Regions from separate parts of the Homo sapiens genome. Here region 1 is linked to region 2. The links are chromatin loops, found by intact Hi-C in ENCODE. Cell type or tissue: natural killer cell. All regions are shown on one strand. Links, peaks and the distances in the headings refer to the core of each region. The heading gives the core; the rest is flanking DNA. Region 1 overlaps CRCP (CGRP receptor component). Region 2 overlaps LOC105375336 (a long non-coding RNA gene).

Region 1 (8,338 bases), core at 61-8,060, 93 kb after region 2:
GACCTTTGGAAGTCTGCTCCTTAGGATCTTTAGCAGAACCTTGAGTTGCAGATACAGTTGACCCTTGAACAACACGAGCTTGAACTTCATGGATCTCCTTATACGCAGATTTTAAAAAATAAATGCAGTTGGCCCTCCATATCTGCAGGTTCCACATCTGCAACCAAACACAGAGAATGAAAATATAGTATTTGAGGGATGAGAATATACCCACGTATGTGGAGAGCTGGCTTCCTAGCTGCTGGTTCTGCAAGGCTCTCTGGGACACAAGCATGTTTGGATTTTAGTATATGTGGGGGTCCTGGGACCAATCTCCAGTGAATACCAGGGGATGCCTGTATATTGTACCTCTATCAGACACTCCCAGAACCTGAAGTGAGGAGGCACAATGAACAGCTCCCCTAAGTTTTTGCTACTTTTTAAAATTCTGATTGAGGAAATACCTACTAAGTAACTAATACATAATAATAATAATAATAATAATAATAATAATACCTGAAATTTCTTCTTTTTTTTTTGAGATGGAGTTTCGCTCTTGTCACCCAGGCTGGAGTGCAATGGCGCAATCTCGGCTGACTGCAACCTCCGCCTCCCGAGTTCAAGCAGTCCTCCTGCCTGAGCCTACTGGGTAGCTGCCTGGCTAATTTTTGTATTTTCAGTAGAGATGGGGTTTCATCATGTTGGCCAGGCTGGTCTTGAACTCCTGAGCTCAGGTGATTCTACCGCCTCGGCCTCCGAAAGTGCTGGGATTACAGGCATGAGCCACCGCGCTGGCCCAGAAATTTATTTAAGGGGAGGAATATTTATGCTTTATTTGATTGACAATTTAAAAATAAAAATTTCTTGACCATTACTTGGAAATGTATTTTCGTCAAGTAAAAGCATACAATTTTTTTTTTTTTTTGAGATGGAGTCTCACTCCATCACCTAGGCTAGAGTGCAGTGGTGCAATCTCAGCTCACTGCAATCTCCACTTCCTGGATTCGAGCGATTCTTCTGCCTCAGCCTCCTGACTAGCTGGGACTACAGGCATGCGCCACCATGCAAAATATTTATATAGCAAAATTAGGTATTTCTATCTATAAGGTATTTGCTATTTGGCTTTGTCTATAAATGATCATTTATATGGCTGGAAAAGTTTGTATCCACTCTTTTATTCTTGAACGTAATATATATAATTGGGAAAATAGACATTATCCTCTGTACCATCTTTTTGAGGTAGTGTCAGGATTTCTTTCCTTTTACAGCTGGAAATACTCATATTTAGAAAAGGTGGGTAATAGGTACTATAACAACTCAGTAACAGGACTGGAAAGAGGATACTCATTTGCTAGCTCCCAAGAGAATGCTACAAGTTAAGTTGTTCATTGACTTCAGAAGCTGCTCCGTTTGCTTGTACCAGAGTTTAGGTTTTCAGAGCATGACTTGATAGCATAGGTTGGGCATAGGAGAATTTGAGCAATTATTTTCGTCATTGCCTGTGTAAGAGTTGACTGTGTGGCAATTAATAGGCACTGTTTGGCCGGGCACAGTGGCTCACGCCTGTAATCCCAGCACTTTGGGAGGCCGAGGTGGGTGGATCACAAGGTCAGGAGATCAAGACCATCCTGGCTAACACAGTGAAACCCCATCTCTACTAAAAATACAAAAAATTAGCCGGGCGTGGTGGTGGGTGCCCGTAGTCCCAGCTACTTGGGAGGCTGAGGCAGGAGAATGGCATGAACCCGGGTGGCGGAGTTTGCGGTGAGCTGAGATCGCGCCACTGCACTCCAGCCTGGGCGACAGAGCAAGACTCCGTCTCAAAAAAAAAAAAAAAAAAAAAGGCACTGTTTGCATGTGCCATTTGTGTATGTGTTTGCTTCTAAGGAAAGTCCACCAAGAGATCATTTTGTTCTGTTTATTTGGAATTCAGTTTCCTCAAGTAGTTGTTTACATCCACTTGACTCACCATTTTAAGCAAATTTTACAAGAAGTGTCAAATGGAAAGTCAGCTTCAGTCATCTAATTCATTACTTAAGGAAATTAAGTAACTGCCTGCCTGTAGTATAGATTTAGACAGTTGTTTTGTTTTTTTTTTTACTCAAGCATTGCTATGTTAATTTGCCAGGCTGCTTTTAGAAAGCACCAGACACTGGGTGGCTTAGACAGCAAACACTTGTTTTCTGACAGTTCGGGAGACTGGATCAAGGTGTAGCAGGTTTGGTTTCTTTTGAGGCCTCTTGCCTGAGCTTGCAGATTGCAAACTTCTTGATATGTTCTCACATGGTCTCTCCTCTGTGTGCACAAGTCCCTGGACTTTTTTCTAGACAGTCTTTAAAATGCACTTAGAGTATTTGCTTTAAACACATGTCAATAAAATGAGTACTATTCTTTCTTTCTTTCTTTTTTTTTTTTTTTTTGAGATGGAGTCTCGCTCTGTCGCCCAGGCTGGAGTGCAGTAGCCCCATCTCGGCACACTGTAAGCTCCGCCTCCCGGGTTCACGCCATTCTCCTGCCTCAGCCTCCTGAGTAGCTGGGATTACAGGCGCCCGCCACTACGCCCGGCTAATTTTTTGTATTTTTAGTAGAGACGGGGTTTCACCGTGTTAGCCAGGATGGTCTTGATCTCCTGATCTCGTGATGCGCCCGACTTGGCCTCCCAAAGTGCCGGGATTACAGGTGTGAGCCACTGCGCCTGGCGTAAAATGAGTACTATTCTAAGTCCTACAGGAGAATATGAAGTTTTGTATAGGTAAGCAGTTTCTAGAAGTCTGATTGCATGTGAATATATTACATAATACTAAAGTGTTAGCTGTAGAGCAGACAGTTCCTGCTTTGTAGAGATCAACAGCTTCTACGTTTATAATTGCTAGATGTGTCTATTAAGTTCTAATAGCTCTAAAAAACTTTTAGATGCCTGGTATGGTGGCTCACGCCTGTAATCCCAGTACTTTGGGAGGGCAAAGCGGTCAGATCACCTGAGGTCAGGAGTTTGAGACCAGCCTGACCAACATGGAGAAACCCCGTCTCTACTAAAAATACAAAATTAGCCAGGTGTGGTGGCTCATGCCTGTAATACCAGCTACTTGGGAGGCTGAGGCAGGAGAATCGCTTGAACTCGGGAAGTGGAGGTTATGGTGAGCTGAGATCATGCCATTGCACTCCAGCCTGGGCAACAAGAGCGAAACTCTTGTCTCAAAAAAAAAAAAAGGTGGGGGGGCCGGGCGCAGTGGCTGAGGCCTGTAATCCCAGCACTTTGGGAGGCCGAGGCGGGCGGATCATAAGGTCAGGAGATCGAGACCATCCTGGCTAACATGGTGAAATCCCGTCTGTACTAAAAAAATGAGCCGGGCGTGGTGGCTGGCGCCTGTAGTCCCAGCTACTCCAGAGGCTGAGGCAGGAGAATGGCGTGAACCCGGGAGGCGGAGCTTGCAGTGAGCCGAGATCGCGCCACTGCACTCCAGCCTGGGTGACAGAGTGAGACTCCGTCTCAAAAAAAAAAAAAAAAAAAAAAAAAAAAAAAAAAAAGCCATGCCCAGTGGCTCACTCCTGTAATCCCAGCACTTTGGGAGGCCGAGGCGGGCGGATCACGAGGTCAGGAGATCGAGACCATCCTGGCTAACACAGTGAAACCCCGTCTCTACCAAAAATACAAAAAATTAGCCGGGCTGATGGCGGGTGCCTGTAGTCCCAGCTGCTTGGGAGGCTGAGGCAGGAGAATGGCATGAACCTGGGAGGCGGAGCTTGCAGCGAGCCGAGATCGCACCATTGCACTCCAGCCTGGGAGACAGAGCGAGACTCCTTCTCAAAAAAAAACTAAAAATAAAAAGAATGCCACAAATACCTGTATACGCGTTACCTAGAGTCACCACTTGTTAACATTTTGATTCTGATATTTGCTGCCTTTTCCTTTTTCTCTTTTCTTTTTTCTTTTCCCTCCCTCCTCCCTCCCTCCCTCCCTTCCTTCCTTCCTCCCTCCTTCCCTTCCTTCCTTCCTTTCTTTCTTCCTTTCTTGTTTTTGATTAGAGACACTTGAGCCCAGGCTGGATTCAAACTCCGGGACGAAGTGATCCTCCTGTCTCAGCCCGGAGTAGCTGGGATGACAGGTGTGAGCCACAATGCCTGGCATTCCCTTATTTCTTTTGCACAGGCATGAGCTTTCTCTCCATACACAGGTGCACACACTTACTTTACTGAACCATTAGAGAGTTGTAGATAGCAGATCATTTCACCCCTTCTTGAAAAAGGGCATTCTATGTAGCTACAGTCGCCTTATCACACTCAGGAAACTTAGCGATGATAATCTACTATTATTAAGATACAATGTAAACTCACATTTCTTCAGTTGCCATAATAGTGTTCTTTTTCCTCCCAATTCAGGATCCAGTGAAGAACTACACATTGCATTTAGTTGTCATGTTTCTTTAATTTCCTTTCCTCTGGAAGTTTCCTTAGCTTCTTTTTGTGACATTGGCACTGTGACAGATGACATTGATATTTGAAGAGTCTAAATTTAACCCAGTTGTTTTGAAGACTGTTCCTCAATTTGGAATTCTCTGATTATATCCTCATGGATAGATTTGAATTAAACATCTTGGGGCTGGATTGCTCTGAGGGATGTGTCTTTCTCATGCGTCACATCATTGGTGCTGTGAAATTGGATAACTTGATTAAGTTGATGTCTGTCTGGTTTCACCATATCCTGTTGCCAACAACCTGTCGTTTAGTGGTGGTTACAGTAACTTCTCAAAGATAAAAACTGCCTTTAAAAAAATTCCCCAATACATACAGCTCGTTTAGGACTTCATAAAAGGTAGATAAAGTACCTCTTGACATTTTATTAAATAAGGAAAGGCCTAGCATACATTGATTGGCATTTATTCTGTGAATATTTAGCTGGGTTTTAAAAAAATTTATCTTCCTGATAAAATCAATGAATAAATCAGCTTCTGTCAGCCAGAGTCTGTTACACAGAGTACCTGTGTAAACATCAATTGGTTCTCTTGATCCCAAAACACAGATTCATTAAAACTTATGTGAAAGAGGGTTTTCCTCCTTTATATTCGTTCTAGAAGAGGCAGAGGGTGTTCTTTGGATTCTTGCATTACACTATTGACTTGTTTAGTGGGGTAGTAACTTGGAATGGCCAAGGACAAATTTCCCACGACGTGGAATATTCTGAATGACAGAGAAGGGGCCATTATTTGGAAATAAAGTTGTAACAGTGCACCTGCGATGGATCCATTGGCCCTGAAGAGAAAAAACATTCATATTTTTTCTCGAGTCAAGTATTCCAGGAAGGGATGTTTTAATGCCTCATATTTTGGAGAGCACAGGGAGTTATAACTCAATTTCAAGCAAAGATAGGAGGAAGCCAGTGGGCAGATTTCCTGATTAAGCAGGCAAAGATGACATGTGGTTTGATTTGTCATTTTCAATTTTAAATGAACTCTGTCACATGCACTAATTATGCATTGTCCTTCCTGTGTTAGATTCCTTTCAAATATGATACTCTTTGTGACTTCAGTGTGTTTGTGGTCATTTGGGCAAAGCAGCACTTTTGTGAAATCGTAGCTTGAATCACTGGTAGCATTTGGTAAGCTTCACAGAGCTGATTTGATTATAGTGCTGACATCACTGTGCTGATGACCTAAGGCCGAGGTCTATCTCTTTGTGAACCACTGTTAGTTTTGCTTTATTTATTGACTCGGAAGTCACCTATCTGGCCCATGCTTTTGAAGTCTTGGGTCATCATTTGGATCATCTCGCCACACTCCTGGTTTAAGAACATACAGAGGTCTCTGTTGCACATTACAAATCAAGTGCAGACCCCTCTACCTGATTTTTAAGGATTCTGCATGACCAGTTTCCATTCATCCAGTTCAGTCTCATTTCCCACAGTTCCATAGTTACCTTCCACTTTATTTAGACTTCTTACTGTGTGACCTTGAGCAAGTTACTTAATTTCTGAGTCTTGTGCTTTATCTCTGCAGAGTAGGAATCATACGAATAGCTCCTACATCACAGGGTTTTCAGTGAGAATTAACTGGGATAATATCTTTTACAAATAATAGCCTTCCATTATGGAGATGTTAATACAAGTACCAAGAACTATTCTAAACTTTTAAAATTTGTTGTCTCATTTTATCATAACAGTTTGATGAGGTAGGAGTTGCTGGTGGTAGTGGTAGTTGCCCAGATAGTAGTAGTGATAATGTTGGTGCTTATTGAGCACTTACTATGTTCCAAGTACTTTACATGTTTCCAGTGAACCCTGTGAACAGTCTTACAAGGTTGATACTATAGTTGCCGTTTCATAGATAGGAAATGTAAGCATAATGAGATTAAGTAACTTGCCTAGATTCACATGGCCAAAGAATTCAGGAGCTGGATTTAGAATCCAGGCCATACTTTTAGATACTAGTTTCATCCCATTTTTATTTTAGAAGGAAAACTTAAGGAGTAATTAACTTAACTAAAATTCTCACAGCACATAAGTGGCAGAGCTAGAACATGAACCCAAATCTGATTTCAAAACTATGTTCTTTGTCATACTCCACTGCCTCCAGACTGCTGAAAACAATGCTTTCTGATATGCTATTGTAGAGTGGATCGATTGTGATTTAATATATGTCACATCGTTGTGTTTCTTCACTCAGGAAAGATGGCATATTGCCTGGATTAACTGTTACACAGGGAACCAGGCTTTTGGCCACTGCTTGCCACCCTGACTGTACCTGTTGAGTTGACGTAGGTGGTGAACACCCTGGGAGCATGGCAGATATTTGGCAGGATACTTGCCCATGGCTGGAATTCCCAGTGGTGACATTGGTGTTAAGTGGGCCATTTCTGTTGATTCAGCAGGAGGACGTGGCAGCCCAAGATGTCAATAGCTGATGGGAGGCAGATAGTAATGGGGAGAGGACATGGCTGTGGGATGGGACAGCACTTTGTTCCCAAGTCTACTCTGAAATTGCCCACAGCTAGCTAAACCATGTTGGACTTAGGACATTTCTCAGTTTCAATTTTAGGTTGTAGTCCCTAAATTCAAAAAGTGGACTACTGTATCTTGACAGGAATTCTTTTACAGAATTTGATACCCAGAAAGGGGTGTGAGCCCAGACTGATGATAGCTTACTTTTCTTTTTCAGGAAGGATGCCAATTCTGCGCTTCTCAGTAACTACGAGGTAAATTGGATTGTTACATTTTCCTCTCTGATAGTTTGCCCTTCGCTCCTGAGATTGTTAAATTGATTTTGGTTAGAAATGACTGAATTCAGGCTGGGTGCAGTGGTTCACGCCTGTAATCCCAGCACTTTGGGAGGCTGAGGCTGGATCACTTGAGGTCAGGAGTTCAAAACTAGCCTGGCCAACATGGTGAAACCCAGTCTCTACTAAAAAATACAAAAATTAGCTGGGTGTGGTGGCACATGCCTGTAGTCCCAGCTACTTCGGATCCCAGCTGAGGCAGGAGGGTCACTTGAACCCAGGAGGCGGAGGTTGCAGTGAACTAAGATGTGCCACTGCACTCCAGCCTGGGCAATAGACCAAGGCTCTGTCTCAAAAAAAAAAAAAAGAAAGAAAGAAAGAAAAAGAAAAAAGAAATGACTGAATTTATTTGGATTTTCCACTTTAAAATAAGACATGGCAACATCTGGTGGACCTTGGAATAGTGTAAGCTTGACACGTTATACATAGTACTTCAGGAAAGCTGGGAAGACTCTATTTTAGAGGGGGCAACCTTCTCTAAATCTCAACGATTCCAAATCATCATTTGGGATGTAGTCATAGGATAGAAGCATCTATTTTAAGGCTGTTTCTGTCTGCAGAATTTCCCATTAAAATTTTTATGATTTTTCCTAATTATCACCTTTGATATATTTATATATTTATAATGCTTTTATACATTGCAAATAGTCTTATGGGTATTAACATCCTTATTTTGAAAGTGAGTTTAAGCCGAGCACAGTGGCTCATGCCCATAATCCCAGCACTTTGGAAGGCCAAGGCCAGCGGATCACGAGGTCAGGAGATTGAGACCATCCTGGCCAACATGGTGAAACCCCATCCCTACTTAAAAAATAAAAAAAGAGAGTGAGTTTAGTTGACTCACCTTTCTGAATAGTAGAAATTAAGAAATGTAGAATTTTTTGGGCTTAGGGTGGGATTGCTGGAGAAAGGAAAAGAAGGAAAAAGGTTGGTAAGAGAGGAGATATTCCAGCATTTTTGCCTCCTATTTGGCACTAGCAAAACCATCTGATAGGCTCACTCCAGGTGTAGAAAGAACCATTTATACCTTGACTGTGAATTTTCCATGTGCTAGAGTCTAAACTCAGAAAGACTCAGGAGGTCTAGAAGG
Region 2 (8,338 bases), core at 313-8,312:
GGGCGACAGAGCGAGAGAGACTCCCTCTCAAAAAAAAAAAAAAAAAAAAAAAAAAAAAAATGGTATCCTGAACTGAATCCTGGAACTCAGAAAACAGCAGTGGGAAAACAAGGTATTCAAATAAAATTTTAGCTTAGTTTAATAGTATGTACCAATGTTAATTTCTTGGTTTTTCATGGTATAGACCATGGTTATGTAAGATGTTAACATCGGAGAAAACTATGGGAAGGGTACACAAGAACTCCCAGCACCTGTCTCTACAACTTTTATGTAAGAGAAAAATGGCTGGGCGCAGTGGCTCACACCTATAATTCGAGCACTTTGGGAGCCCAAGATCGGCGGATCACCTGAGGTTGGGAGTTCGATACCAGCCTGACTAACATGGAGAAACCCCATCTCTACTAAAAATACAAAATTAGTCAGGCGAGGTGGCGCATGCCTGTAATCCCAGCTACTCAGGAGTCTGAGGCGGGACAATCACTTAAACCTGGTAGGCGGAGGTTGTGGTGAGCCAAGATCGTGCTATTGCACTCCAGCCTGGGCAACAAGAGGGAGACTCCATCTCCAAAAAAAAAAAAGAAAAATGATTTCAAAATAAAAGGTGTTTTTTTAAAATTGATTTGCAATGGTCTGATATTTTCTCATGATTACACAGAATTTGTGGCTTTTGAAGAAGAATACAGATATAATTTGAGAGGAATTATAATTACATATTTTGGGAAGAATCTGAAACTTGAAAAATAAACAATAGCCTTAAGTGTCTAAGTCCCCAGCACTTTGGAAAGATGCGGTGAGAAGATCCCTTGAGCCCAGGGATTCAAGACCACCCTGGACAACAACAAAAAAATTAGCCAGGCATGGCAGTGCATACCCATATTCCCAGCTACTTGGGAAGCTGAGCTCGGAGCACCACTTGAGCCTGGGAGGTTGAGGCTGCAGTGAGCAGTGATTCCCTTTCAAGGAGAAGTGAGAGCAATCTTTTAGACTATTCCTTCTAACTTTGTAGCTGGCTAAACACTACACTTGACCAAACTCCTCCCACTTTTATAAACAGAATAAAAATCAGGTTACAGTAAAAGTATTCAAATCAGATAAAAGGCGATCTTGATTTCAGCAGCCAGTCGTTGGGAGAATAAACCCCCCTCCCTCAATGGTACTTTAGGTAGGCCTGGCAGAAGCCCAGCCTTACTTCATAGGTGATAGTGTTCAAGTTCTGTTGCCCAGAGCTGTGTTTATTCTTTCCACTTTCTTTACGCTGCTCTTTCAGATCAGTTAGTAAATGAAACACCCAGGAGAAGATACACAAAAGAAGTTTATGAATAAATTTGAGAAATATATCTATCTAAGGTCAGTGGTTTTGAAGGATAAACAGGAAACTGTAGTACTTCCTTTCACCCGCCCATTACGCAGCTTCCAATTCTTGGATTTGAGCAAATATGAGTCCCAGAGGCATATGACATTAAAAAAATGCTCTTTTATATAAGCCAAATAATCCAAATTCATTAATTTACCTAAAATATTTCAAATATGGCCAGGTGCGGTGCCTCATGCCTGTAATCCCAGCACTTTGGGAGGCTGAGGCGGGCGGATCATGAGGTCAGGAGATCAAGACCATCCTGGCTAAAATGGTGAAACCTCATCTCTACTAAAAATACAAAAAATTAGCCAGGCGTGGTGGCAGGCACCTGTAGTCCCAGCTACTCTTGAGGCTGAGGCAAGAGAATGGCGTGAACCTGGGAGGCAGAGGTTGCAGGTTGCTGAGATCACGCCACTGCACTCCAGCCTGGGCAACAGAGCAAGACTCCATCTCAAAAAAAAAAAAACAATTTCAAACATTTCCTATGAATATACACATCACTAATCTCCTCTGATCTCAAAAATATACTATTTGAAAGCAAATTTTCTTAAAACAAATATTTTGTTAAAAAAGAATTCTGCTTCTCTAGTATAAAAATCTAACATAGGCCAGGTGCAGTGGTGCACACCTTTAATCCCAGCACTTTGGGAGGCCAAGGCAGGCGGATCACGAGGTCAGGAGATCGACACCATCCTGGCTAACACGGTGAAACCCCATCTCTACTAAAAATACAAAAAAAATTAGCCGGGCGTGGTGGCGGGCGCCTGTAGTCCCAGCTACCCGGGAGGCTGAGGCAGAAGAATGGCATGAGCCCGGGAGGTGGAGCTTGCAGTGAGGCGAGATCATGCCACTGCACTCCAGCCTGGGCGACAGAGTGAGACTCAATCTCAAAAAAAAAAAAAAAAAAAAAATCTAACATAATAATTTCTTTCTGGAAAAGAAAAATTTTGAAGCAAGTGATAAGACAGAGTTTACCAAAAAAAGGGGAGGAAAAAATGCTATGGATTTTTAGAAGCAAACTTTCCCCACAAGGATAAAACATGCATGCATTAGAGTGCTGGAGGCAGGGGGGAATCTCAGTCTCATTCCTGTTTTAGAGATTCTACCACAGAAGTGAAGAAAATGCAGGCTCACACACCATCACTAAATACAATGCGACCCCTCTCATCTGCTGTTCCTTTCAGAAATAGTGGCATGAGATCAATGAATGCAATGTTTCCCCAATGGATAAAACACCCAAACGCCTAGCAAAGTCCAAACTGGACAAGGAGGCTCCTAAAAGCCAAAGGCTTGGCCAAAAACCATTCAACCATTTCCTTCCTGTTCTAAGCTGCAACCACTTGAGACTGAGCCTTTAGAGAGGAAAGAATATGGCCAACTCTGTTTATTCTACTACCTTCTTTTCTTTTGGGGGGATGTGGAAGGGAGGCGGTTTCTTTCTTTTTGCTGTCTTCCACTCTGGGAGCTTTTTTTAGGGGACAGGGTCCCAAAGGCTGTCTCCCAGGCTAGAGTACAGTGGTCATCACTGTAACCTCAAACTCCTGGGCTGAAGCAAACCTCCCCTCTGCCTTCCAAGTAGCTAGGACCATAGTAGGTGTTTGCTACCATGCCCAGCTAATTTATTTTTTTAAGAGCTGGGGGTCTTGCTAGGTTTCCCAGGCTGATCTCTAACTCATAGCCTCAAGCAGTCTTCTCTCCTTGGCCTTCCAAAGTGCTGAGATTACAGGCATGAGCCACAGCACTTAAGCTACTACCTTCTAGACCTCCTCTGAGTCTTCCTGAGTTTAGACTCTAGCACATGGAAAATTCACAGTCAAGGTATAAATGGTTCTTTCTACACCTGGAGTGAGCCTATCAGATGGTTTTGCTAGTGCCAAATAGGAGGCAAAAATGCTGGAATATCTTCCGTCTTACCAATCTTTTTCCTTCTTTTCCTTTCCCTGGGAACCCCACCCTAGGCCCCAAAAATTATAAATTTGTTAATTTCTACTATTCAGAAAGGTGAGTCAACTAAACTCACTTTCAAAATAACAATGTTAATACCCAAAAGACTATTTGAAGATTAAAATAACAATGTATAAAAGCATTATAAATATATAAATATATCAAGGGTGATAATTAGGAAAAAGCATAAATATTTCAATGGGAAATTTTGCAGAAACAGCTCTAAAATAGATGCTTCTATCCTATGACTACATCCCAAATGATTATCTAGAATCTTTGAGATTTACTGAAATTTGCCTGCTCTGAATTAGAGTCTTCCCAGCTTCCCTGAAGTACTACGTATACGTATAACATATAAAGCTTAGACTATTCCAAGGTCCACTAGATGGTGCCACATGTCTTGTTTTGAAGTGGAAAATTCAACTACATCCTTTTTTTTTTTTTTTTTTTTGGAGACAGAGCCTGGCTCTATTGCCCAGGCTGGAGTGCAGTGGCGTGATCTTGGCTCATTGCAACCTCCCCCTCCCAGGTTCAAGTGATCCTCCTACCTCAGTTGGGATCCCAAGGAGCTGGGACTACAGGCACGTGCCACCACAGCTGGCTAATTTTTGTATTTTTAGTAAAGATGGGGTTACACCATGTTGACCAGCCTGGTTTCGAACTCCTGACCTCAAGTGATCCATCTGCCTCAGCCTCCCAAAGTGCTGGGATTATAGGCGTGAGCCATTGCACCTAGTCTGAATTCAGTCATTTCTAACCAAAATCAATTCAACAATCTTACAAGCAAAGGGCAAATTATCAGAGAGGAAAATGTAACAGTTCAATTTACCACGTAGTTACTGAGAAGCGCAGAATCGACATCCTTCCTGAAAAAGAAAAGTAAGTTATCAGTCTGGGCTCACACCCCTTTCTGGGTATCAAATATCTGTAAAAGAATTCCCATCTGCCGGGCGCTGTGGCTCACACCTGTAATCCCAGCACTTTGGGAGGCCAAGACGGGCGAATCACATGGTCAGGAGATTGAGACCATCCTGGCTAACACAGTGAAACCCCGTCTCTACTAAAATGCAAAAAATTAGCCAGGTGTGGTGGCGGGCGCCTGTAGTCCCAGCTACTCAGGAGGCTGAGGCAGGAGGATGGCATAAACCCAGGAGGCGGAGTTTGCAGTGAGCAAAGATCACGCCACTGCACTCCAGCCTGGGCGACAGAGCGAGACTCCGTCTTAATAATAATAATAATAATAATAATAATTCCTGTCAAGTTGGGGGCCAGGCACGGTGGCTCACACCTGTAATCCCAGCACTTTGGGAGGCCGAAGCAGGCGGATCATGAGGTCAGGAAATCAAGACCATCCTGGCTATCATGGTGAAACCCCGTTTCTACAATCAATCAATCAATCAATCAATAAAATACAAAAAAAAATCAGCCGGGCGTGGTGGCAGGTGCCTGTAGTCCCAGCTACTCGGGAGGCTGAGGCAGGAGAATGGCATGAACCGGGGAGGCAGAGCTTGCAGTGAGCCGAGATCGCGACACTGCACTCCAGCCTGGGCAACACAGAGAGACTCTGTCTCAAAAAAAAAAAAAAAAAAAAAGAATTCCTGTCAAGATGTAGTAGTCCGCTTTTAGAATTTGGGGACTACCACCTAAAACTGAAACTGAGAAATGTCTTAAGTCCAACATGGTTTAGCTAGCTGTGGGCAATTTCAGAGCAGACTTGGGAACAAAGTGCTGTCCCATCCAACAGCCATGTCCTCTCCCCATTATTATCTGCCTCCCATCAGCTATTGACATCTTGGGCAGCCACGTCCTCCTGCTGAATCAACAGAAATGGCCCACTTAACACCAATGTCACCACTGGGAATTCCAGCCATGGGCAAGTATCCTGCCAAATATCCACCATGCTCCCAGGGTGTTCACCACCTACGTCAACTCAACAGGTACAGTCAGGGTGGCAAGCAGTGGCCAAAAGCCTGGTTCCCTGTGTAACAGTTAATCCAGGCAATATGCCATCTTTCCTGAGTGAAGAAACAACAATGTGATGTATATTAAATCACAATCGATCCACTCTACAATAGCATATCAGAAAGCATTGTTTTCAGCAGTCTGCAGGCAGTGGAGTATGACAAAGAATATAGTTTTGAAATCAGATTTGGGTTCACATTCTAGCTCTGCCATTTATATGCTGTGAGAGTTTTAGTTAATTACTCCCTAAGTTTTCCTTCTAAACTAAAAATGGGATGAAACTAGTATCTAAAAGTGTGGCCTGGATTTCAATCCAGCTCTTGCATTCTTTGGCTATGTGAATCTGGGCAAGTTACTTAATCTCATTATGCTTAAATTTCCTATCTATCAAATGGCAATTATAGTATCAACCTTGTAAGACTGTTCACAGGGTTCACTGGAAACATGTAAAATACCCGGAACATATTAAGTGCTCAATAAGCACCAACGTTATCATTACTACTACCTGTGCAACTACCACTACCACCAGCTCCTCCTACCTCATCAAACTGTTATGATGAAGTGAGACAACAAATTTTAAAAGTTTAGCACAGTTCTTGGTACTTGTATTAACATCTCCATAATGGAAGGTTATTATTTTTAAAAGATATTATCTCAGTTAATTGTCATTAAAAACCCTATGATGTAGAAGCTATTCGTATGATTCCTACTCTATAGACAGGAAGCCAAGGTTCAGAAATTAAATAACTTGCTCAAGGTCACACAGTAAGAAGTCTAAATAAAGTGGAAGGCAACTATGGAGTTGTGGGAAATGAGACTGGACTGGATGAATGGAAACTGGTAATGCAGAATCCTGAAAAATCAGGTAGAGGGGTCTGTGCTTGACATATTGTGCAACAGAGACCCCTGTATGTCTTAAACCAGGAGTGCAGTGAGATGATGCAAATGATGACCCAAGATTTCAAAAGCATGGGCCAAACAGATAGTTGATTTCCCAGTCAATAAATAAAGCAAAACCAACAGTGGTTCACACAGGGCTCAACCTAGGCCTTAGGTCATCAGCACAGTGATGTCAGCACTGTAATCAAATCAGCTCTGTGAAGCTTACCAAATGCTACCAGTGATTCAAGCTACGATTTCACAAAAGTGCTGCTTTGCCCAAATGACCACAAACACACTGAAGTCACAAAGAGTATCATATTTGAAAGGAATCTAACACAGGAAAGACAATGCATAATTAGTGCATGTGACAGAGCTCATTTAAAATTGAAAATGACAAATCAAACCACATGTCATCTTTGCCTGCTTAATCAGGAAATCAGCCCACTGGCTTCCTCCTATCTTTGCTTGAAATTGAGTTATAACTCCCTGTGCTCTCCAAAATATGAGGCGTTAAGACATCCCTTCCTGGAATAGTTAACTGGAGAAAAAATATGAATATTGTTTCTCTTCAGGACCAACGGATCCATCCCAGGTGCACCGTTACAATTTCATTTCCAAATCATTGCCCCTTCTCTGTCATTCAGAATATTGCACGCTCTGCGAAAATTTGTCCTTGGCCATTCCAAGTTACTATGCCACTGAAAAAGTCAATACTGTAATGTAAGAATCCAAAGAACATTCTTTGCCTCTTCTAGAACAAATATAAAGGAGGAAAACTCTCTTTCACATAAGTTTTAATGAATCTGTGTTTTGGGATCAAGAGAACAATCGATGTTTACACAGGTACTGCATTTTGCAGACTCTGGCTGACAGAAACTGATTTATTCATTGATTTTCTTTTATCAGCAAGATAATTGTTTTTAACCCAGCTAAATACTCTGACAAAATGCCAATGTATGCTAGGCCCTTCTTTATTTAACAAAAGGTCAAGAGGTACCTTATCTACCTTTTTATGAAGTCCTAAACGGGCTGTATGTGTTGTGGAATTTTTTTTTAAGGCAGTTTTTACCCTTGAGAAGTTACTGTAACCACACTAAATGACAGGTTGTTGGCAACAGGATATGGTGAAACCAGACAGACATCAACTTAATCAAGTTATCCAATTTCACAGCACCAATAATGATGTGATGCATGAGAAAGACATCCCTCAGAGCAATCCAGCCCCAAGATGTTTAATTCAAATCTATCCATGAGGATATAATCAGAGAATTCCAAATTGAGGAACAGTCTTCAAAACAACTGGGTTAGATTTAGACTCTTCAAATATCAATGTCATTTGTCACAGTGCCAATGTCACAAAAAGAAGCTAAGTAAACTTCCAGAGGAAAGGAAATTAAAGAAACATGACAACTAAATGCAATGTGTAGTTCTTCACTGGATCCTGAATTGGGAGGAAAAAGAACACTATTAGGACAACTGAAGGAATGTGAGTTTACATTGCATCTTTTTTTTTTTTTTTTTTTTTGAGACAAAGTCTGGCTCTGTTGCCCAGGCTGGAGTGCAATGGCACGATCTCGGCTCACTGCAACCTCCGCCTCCCAGGTTGAACCAATTCTCCCACCTCAGCCTCCCAAGTAGCTGGGACTACAGGAATGCACCACCACACCTGGCTAATTTTTGTATTTTCAGTAGAGATGGGGTTTCATCACGTTGGCCAGACTGCTCTCCAACTCCTGACCTCAAGTGATCCGCCCGTCTCAGCTCCCAAAGTGCTGGGATTACAGGCATGAGCCACCGCACCTGGCCTACATTGTATCTTAATAATAGTAGATATATCAGCGCTAAGTTTCCTGAGTGTGATAAGGCGACTGTAGCTACATAGAATGCCCTTTTCCAAGAAGGGGTGAAATGATCTGCTGTCTACAACTCTCTAATGGTTCAGTAAAGTAAGTGTGTGCACCTGTGTATGGAGAGAAAGCTCATGCCTGTGCAAAAGAAATAAGGGAATTCCAGGCACGGTGGCTCACACCTGTCATCCCAGCTATTCCGAAGGCTGAGAAAGGAGGATCGCTTCAGCCCGGAGTTTAGATCCAGCCTGGGCTCAAGTGTCTCTAATTAAAAAAAAAAAAAAAGAAAGAAAGAAAGCCAACCTGGCCAACATAGTGAAACTCTGTATCTACTAAAAATACACAA

The links. A loop is a pair of places that touch in the nucleus more often than their neighbours do. Peaks named below come from ENCODE experiments on the same cell type or tissue, not always from the same donor. Only the 100,000 strongest peaks of a DNase experiment are listed, where the experiment ranks them.
Region 1: it touches region 2 in a loop (9-fold over the local background); 9 of 110 quality-filtered maps call a loop at or near these places.

Annotation. Positions count from the first base shown.
Region 1 is chr7:66,120,574-66,128,911 of GRCh38, forward strand. It overlaps CRCP (CGRP receptor component), which reads left to right. Exons shown (of 6, transcript NM_014478.5): 2 at 7,131-7,167. Among named protein-coding and RNA genes, the nearest start is that of CRCP, 9.9 kb to the left of the region's middle. In natural killer cell, for the core only: no CTCF peak of the experiment used is centred there; no DNase peak of the experiment used is centred there; H3K27ac peaks cover 2,475 bases.
Region 2 is chr7:66,027,370-66,035,707 of GRCh38, forward strand. LOC105375336 (a long non-coding RNA gene) reads right to left here. Exons shown (of 5, transcript XR_002956511.2): 3 at 4,131-4,167. It also overlaps the pseudogene LOC100419772. Among named protein-coding and RNA genes, the nearest start is that of ASL, 44 kb to the right of the region's middle. In natural killer cell, for the core only: CTCF peaks have their summits at 3,707 (motif pointing right) and 3,908; DNase peaks (open chromatin) are centred at 3,682, 6,322 and 6,562; H3K27ac peaks cover 1,429 bases.